Regions from separate parts of the Homo sapiens genome. Here region 2 is linked to region 1. A link is an interaction called in ENCODE POLR2A ChIA-PET data of the cell type or tissue named here. Cell type or tissue: PC-9. All regions are shown on one strand. Links, peaks and the distances in the headings refer to the core of each region. The heading gives the core; the rest is flanking DNA. Region 1 holds the start of B4GAT1 (beta-1,4-glucuronyltransferase 1). Region 2 overlaps PACS1 (phosphofurin acidic cluster sorting protein 1).

What was found. ChIA-PET counts read pairs that join two places held together with the same protein. Peaks named below come from ENCODE experiments on the same cell type or tissue, not always from the same donor. Only the 100,000 strongest peaks of a DNase experiment are listed, where the experiment ranks them.
Region 2: POLR2A ChIA-PET joins it to region 1 with 9 read pairs; 3 of 35 experiments call an interaction of 5 or more read pairs at or near these places.

Annotation. Positions count from the first base shown.
Region 1 is chr11:66,346,944-66,349,852 of GRCh38, reverse strand. It overlaps B4GAT1 (beta-1,4-glucuronyltransferase 1), which reads left to right and starts at 2,224. Exons shown (of 2, transcript NM_006876.3): 1 at 2,224-2,909. The coding sequence starts at 2,308. It overlaps B4GAT1-DT (B4GAT1 divergent transcript), which reads right to left and starts at 1,862. Exons shown (of 2, transcript NR_135761.1): 1 at 1,783-1,862. TRS-GCT3-1 (tRNA-Ser (anticodon GCT) 3-1) reads right to left here and starts at 1,733; the gene lies at 1,652-1,733. RefSeq lists an enhancer at 1,064-1,564 and a silencer at 1,591-2,180. In PC-9, for the core only: no CTCF peak of the experiment used is centred there; a DNase peak (open chromatin) is centred at 1,722; H3K4me3 peaks cover 1,432 bases; H3K27ac peaks cover 826 bases.
Region 2 is chr11:66,187,738-66,190,646 of GRCh38, reverse strand. All of the region lies in intron 1 of PACS1 (phosphofurin acidic cluster sorting protein 1), which reads right to left. LOC105369354 (a long non-coding RNA gene) reads right to left here. Exons shown (of 2, transcript XR_950219.2): 2 at 411-1,080. Among named protein-coding and RNA genes, the nearest start is that of KLC2, 69 kb to the left of the region's middle. In PC-9, for the core only: no CTCF peak of the experiment used is centred there; no DNase peak of the experiment used is centred there.

The DNA of each region.
Region 1 (2,909 bases), core at 230-2,729:
CAACACTTTGGGAGGCCAAGGTGAGTGGATCACCTGAAGTTAGGAGTTCGAGACCAGCCTGGCTAACATGATGAAACCCCATCTCTACTAAAAAATAATACAAAAAATTAGCCAGGCATGGTGGTGCACTCCTGTAATCCCAGCTACTCAGGAGGCTGAGGCAGGAGAATCACTTGAACCTAGGAGGCAAGGTTGCAGTGAGCCAAGATCGCGTCATTGCACTCCAGCCTGAGCAAGAAGAACAAAATTCTGTCTCAAATAATAATAATAATAATAAATAAAAAATAAAACACTGAGGAGGTCAAAGAAAATCCACATGGCAGCATGTCTGACTTCTGAGCCTCCAGTCTATAAGGCCTGTGCTGAAAGGATCTGCACTTACTTTTCTCCTCTTTACAGCCAAGGTCACCAGTGGAAACTCTCAAGGACAATACCTGTGTCTCCTCCAAGGCCCATCCCTCGTGCCTAACACAGTTCCTGGCAGAGACCAGGTACTCAGTGTGTGTTTTTGCTCTGGGCTGCAAAATAAAGGTTTTCTGATCACTCTTCAACTCAACAACCTTGGCACCCTACTGCCTGTGGAATAGTGGGACAAACACTTTATCCTTATTTGAAGCCCTGCCCAGTCTGTCCTGACATCCCAAGATTCAGAGCACTCTGCCCTATAGGGGCCTCCCTGGCTCAGCCTAAAAAGTTGAGTAATATACGGTAATTGATTTAGCAGTGGCAGTGTCTGCCCTTCCCACGGCCTCTCCTGTTCTAAAGAGTCCACAGATGAATTAATCCACAAATACTTATTAAGAGTATAGTGGCCTGATATTGGAATGTTCAAAGCCTTCTGCTTAAGAGTTTGTGTGCGGCCGGGCGCGGTGGCTCACACCTGTAATCCCAGCACTTTGGGAGGCCGAGGTGGGCGGATCAGGAGGTCAGGAGATCCGAGACCATCCTGGCTAACACGGTGAAACTCCGTCTCTGCTAAAAATACAAAAAATTAGCCGGGCGTGCTGCATGCGCTAGTAGTCCCAGCTACTCGGGGCTGAGGCAGGAGAATCGCTTGAACCTGGAAGGCAGAGGTTGCAGTGAGCCGAGATCGCGCCACTGCGCTCCAGCCTGGGCGACAGAGCGAGAATCCGCCTCAAAAAAAAAAAAAAAAAAAAAAAAAGAGATTGTGTGTGTTGGGGAGCAGGGCATGTGGACACAAGGTCTCCGCCCTAGGAGAAGTGCTGGAGAGTAGGACAAGTACCACTACTTCGGACGGGGAGGGCGATGCCTCCAATGGGGGGCTTCCCTGATTCCTGCAGATCATACGTTGGCCCCCAACTTCACACTGGCCAGAATCCCGGTTCTAGTCTTTTCCGTGCCACCAACCCCTGGGCCCTCTTTCTAGAAGGAAAGAAAACACCTTTGGCCTCTGCCCAGAGCTACAGACACCTGAAGTAGGAGCAGGCAGGAGATGCGTGGTGGATAAAGACCAGAGAGACTTGGGATCGAATTCCACTCTCACCCCCAGTTCAGTTTTCTTCAGCTTGCTGCTCCACAGGCAGGATGTGAAAATTTAGATGCCTCACCCCTCGCACCTCCAGCTTGCTGCTCCAAATAGGCAGGATGTGAAAATGTAGATGCTTCCCCCCCAACCTCTATAAAACAGGGCCGACGAGGATGGGATTCGAACCCACGCGTGCAAAGCACAATGGATTAGCAGTCCATCGCCTTAACCACTCGGCCACCTCGTCCTACGTGACAGGTTTGTCCACATTCACTTATCTCTCATCTACTCCGCACCTTCCAAGCACTACCACGTAAGTCGCAACGCAGACCTCTTCGGACACAGGGAAAGAAGAAGCCGCGGAAGGAAGGGAGCGTTTTGATTTCCTTTCTGCTGAGCCCGCGCCATCCTTTACCACGCTGCAGCCGAGCTCTGCCGCGGTTTCCCTCCGAGTCCGGCCGAGCGCGCCGCGCGTTCAGGGCGCGCCCGGTCCAGGGTGCGCGCGCCGGCGGGGAGGGAGAGGAGTGCGTCCCGGGAAGCCGGCGGGGCCCGGGCGGGCGGGCGTCTGCACGGCGCGCGGCCGAGCGGCGGGGCCGTGGCTCCTCCTCCCTCGTAGGGGGCGAGCCGGCGCGCCGGGGGCTGGGGGCGGTGGCGGGCGGCGGGCGGCGGGCGGCGGGCGGCGGGCGGGGCGGCGCTCGGGGCTCGGCTGGCCTCGGCTCGCCTCGGCTGCGCTCGGCAGGCTGCGGTAAATCCGGGCTTGCGGCCGCTGGCGTAGTCTGTGGCCGGGTGGTCGTTGCTGCGCGCCCCGAGCCCCGAGAGCCATGCAGATGTCCTACGCCATCCGGTGCGCCTTCTACCAGCTGCTGCTGGCCGCGCTCATGCTGGTGGCGATGCTGCAGCTGCTCTACCTGTCGCTGCTGTCCGGACTGCACGGGCAGGAGGAGCAAGACCAATATTTTGAGTTCTTTCCCCCGTCCCCACGGTCCGTGGACCAGGTCAAGGCGCAGCTCCGCACCGCGCTGGCCTCTGGAGGCGTCCTGGACGCTAGCGGCGATTACCGCGTCTACAGGGGCCTGCTGAAGACCACCATGGACCCCAACGATGTGATCCTGGCCACGCACGCCAGCGTGGACAACCTGCTGCACCTGTCGGGTCTGCTGGAGCGCTGGGAGGGCCCGCTGTCCGTGTCGGTGTTCGCGGCCACCAAGGAGGAGGCGCAGCTGGCCACGGTGCTGGCCTACGCGCTGAGCAGCCACTGCCCCGACATGCGCGCCAGGGTCGCCATGCACCTCGTGTGCCCCTCGCGTTACGAGGCAGCCGTGCCCGACCCCCGGGAGCCGGGGGAGTTTGCCCTGCTGCGGTCCTGCCAGGAGGTCTTTGACAAGCTAGCCAGGGTGGCCCAGCCCGGGATTAATTATGCGCT
Region 2 (2,909 bases), core at 289-2,788, 160 kb after region 1:
GGAGGCTGAGGTGGGAGGACTGCTTGAGCCCAGTAGTTCGAGGCCAGCCTGGGCAACATAGAAAGATCCCATTCTCTTAAAAATAAAAAGAAATGTGGGAGGCTGAGGCAGGAGAATCGCTTGAACCCGGGAGGTGGAGGCTGCAGTGAGCCAAGATTGCGCCATTGCACTCCAGCCTGGGTGACAGAGGGAGACTCCATCTCAAAAAACAAACAAACAAACAAACAAAAACAAATGTAGTTAACTACGTACATTGTTTAACTGAATTTTGTGCCTTCATCAAGGCAAAAAATGATGGCTCAAAATGAAATGGGACATGACTGGGATGAGCCAATGGAAAAGACTGAATATGCCCAACGTTCGTCCTCATCTGAGGCTTGCCAAAATCAAATAAAATAGAAACAAATCTCTGAAATTCAAATGTTTTATTTGAGAAGAAAAAAACTGCTGCAATTGGGAGCATACCTGTAGATCAGGTAGTCTTCAGTATGTCCAAAGAACAAAGAGAAGCTTAGATGTTTTATAAAAAAGAGAAATGTTACTATTGCTCTTTGAGAAAGTTCATCGGCACAAGAAAGGTTTTGGGAAACTGGCAATCTCTGATAGGTGAGTGAGAGTGGTGGGCAAAGCTAGTCTTAGAGCTGCAGCACGTCGTCACAGTAGACATCAGATAAAACAGGTTTCAGGTTATAGCAGGCAGTTTCAGCAGCCAGGTTTGCAGAGAATTCCATTTCTGGAGCAATGCCTTGAGTGCCTTTCCCCTAGTTTCTCGGCTCTGTTTTGGTTGGGTATGACGAGGATAACTCAATGTGTATGATCAACTTTTGCAGACTGCTAATCATGAACGCTTCTGATGGGTTAGGTTTTTCCTTGTTTTCAAAGCAAACATTTTCCACCTTCAAATTGATTTGTGGCTGCTGAATAAACTCACTGCAAGATAAACGTCTCACAGGAGTCAGTCAGGGACATGAGTTTCTTCTCTGCTTAAGATTCTTCACTCATCAACACTGCCCACATTTAGAGAACATTCACTCTGCGCCTGGTACTGAACCAGTTGTTGGAGTTGTAGAAGGATGTGGGCTACACAGCGCAGCGGGAAAAGCAAACAATCACGTTACGTTCTGTGCTGCTGCTCTATTATGCCCCAGAAGGCTCTTACATAACATATAAAACATCATAGGATAATATGGCAGAATTATGTTAGGAGGAAAAAACATCACAGACCAATAAATATTTGTTGAATAAATAGACAAGACAGACCTTTATGCCACGGCACCTCATGTTAACAAGATGGCCAAGAAAGATTTAGTACCTTAGGTAAAGCAACAGCAAGACTGGATATGTTCCATGTTTTCACAGAAATGCCACACAACACACTGATTTTGAAACCTGTGGCAATCAGTTCAACAGGATTTTTTTTTGTTTGTTTTCAATGGCATGACTCAAGGGTACTTGGGGACTCAAATGTATTCTAATTCTTCAAAGTACAAGAAAATGTTTATCCCTCATTCAGTATCTATCAGGTACTAGTTGCCTGACATGCATTTCATTATCTCTTTTAAGTTTCACAGTAATGCTAAGAGGTGGGTATTATACCTATTTTACAGATACGGATGCTGGAAGTTAAGAAAATGTCCCCAGGTCACATAGGAAGTAGTCAAGACATGATGCACACTTAGGCCTATCACAGTCCAGAGACCAATTGAAGTTGGTATAAAGCATTTTATTAGCAAATTAGAAGAATTATTTTAATTATAAATGAACTTTTTAACATATACCTTAATATAACAGAGAACACTAAGGAAGTAAGATAAATTTCTCCATAAACCCGCATTTGCACACATTTGATGGAAAGACTCCTAGATATAGTTGTGAGGATGACTCATGCTGACTGTGTCTGGCAAGACATTGTAACGAAGTAGTCTCAGTGATTAGGAAGCTGGGTTAGTTAGCTGCCCACCCCAGGTTTCCTGCTACCCTGTGTTTCACTGGTGGGCGCTTCTCATGCAGTGAAAATGTAGGATACAAGGCCTGAAGAGAAGAGTCTTTCCCTGATGACACTCCTGCTTTAATTGGTTTTTCTACAGCAGAAAATAATTTTACAGCAAAATTATAAAGGCTGATAATTCCAAGTGCTGGTGAAGATGTAGGGTAACCAGAACTTACACTCATGGCTGGGGACAGTGGAAAATGGTACAGTTACTCGAGAAAACCATTTGGTAGTTGATTAGATTTTACATATATGTGTGTGTGTTTGTGTGTGTCTACTCCTATAACCAGCTCCCAAGGGAACCCAAGAGAAAGGAAGGCACACCACAACAAGACAGGTACAAGAACGTTCAAAGCTTCTGCACAGCAAAGGAAACAATCTACAGAGTGAAAAGAATAAGACAAAATATTTGTAAACTACTCATCTGATGGGGGGATTAATACCCAGAATATACAAAGAACTGAAATATCTCAACGGCCAAAAAAAAAAAAAAAAAATCCGATTAAAAAAATCGCCAAACGATCTGAACAGACATTTCTCAAAAGAAAACATACAAATAGCCAACGAACATATAAAAAAAAAATTCAACATCCCTAATCATCAGGGAAACGCAAATCGAAACCACAATGAGGTATCATATTCCCCAGTTGGGCTGGCTACTATCAAAAAGACAAAAAATAACAAATGCTGGAGAGGATGCAGAGAAAAGCGAACTCTTCTACACTGTTGTAACTAGTGAATGTGAACTAGTGCAGCCACTATGGAGAACAGCATGGAGGTTCCTTCAAAAAACTACAAATAAAACTACCACATGATCCAGCAATCCCACTACTGGGAATCGGTTCAAAGGAAAGGAAATTATTGTATCAGGGAGACAATGCAGACCCCCATGTTTACCGAGCACCGTTCACAATAGCCA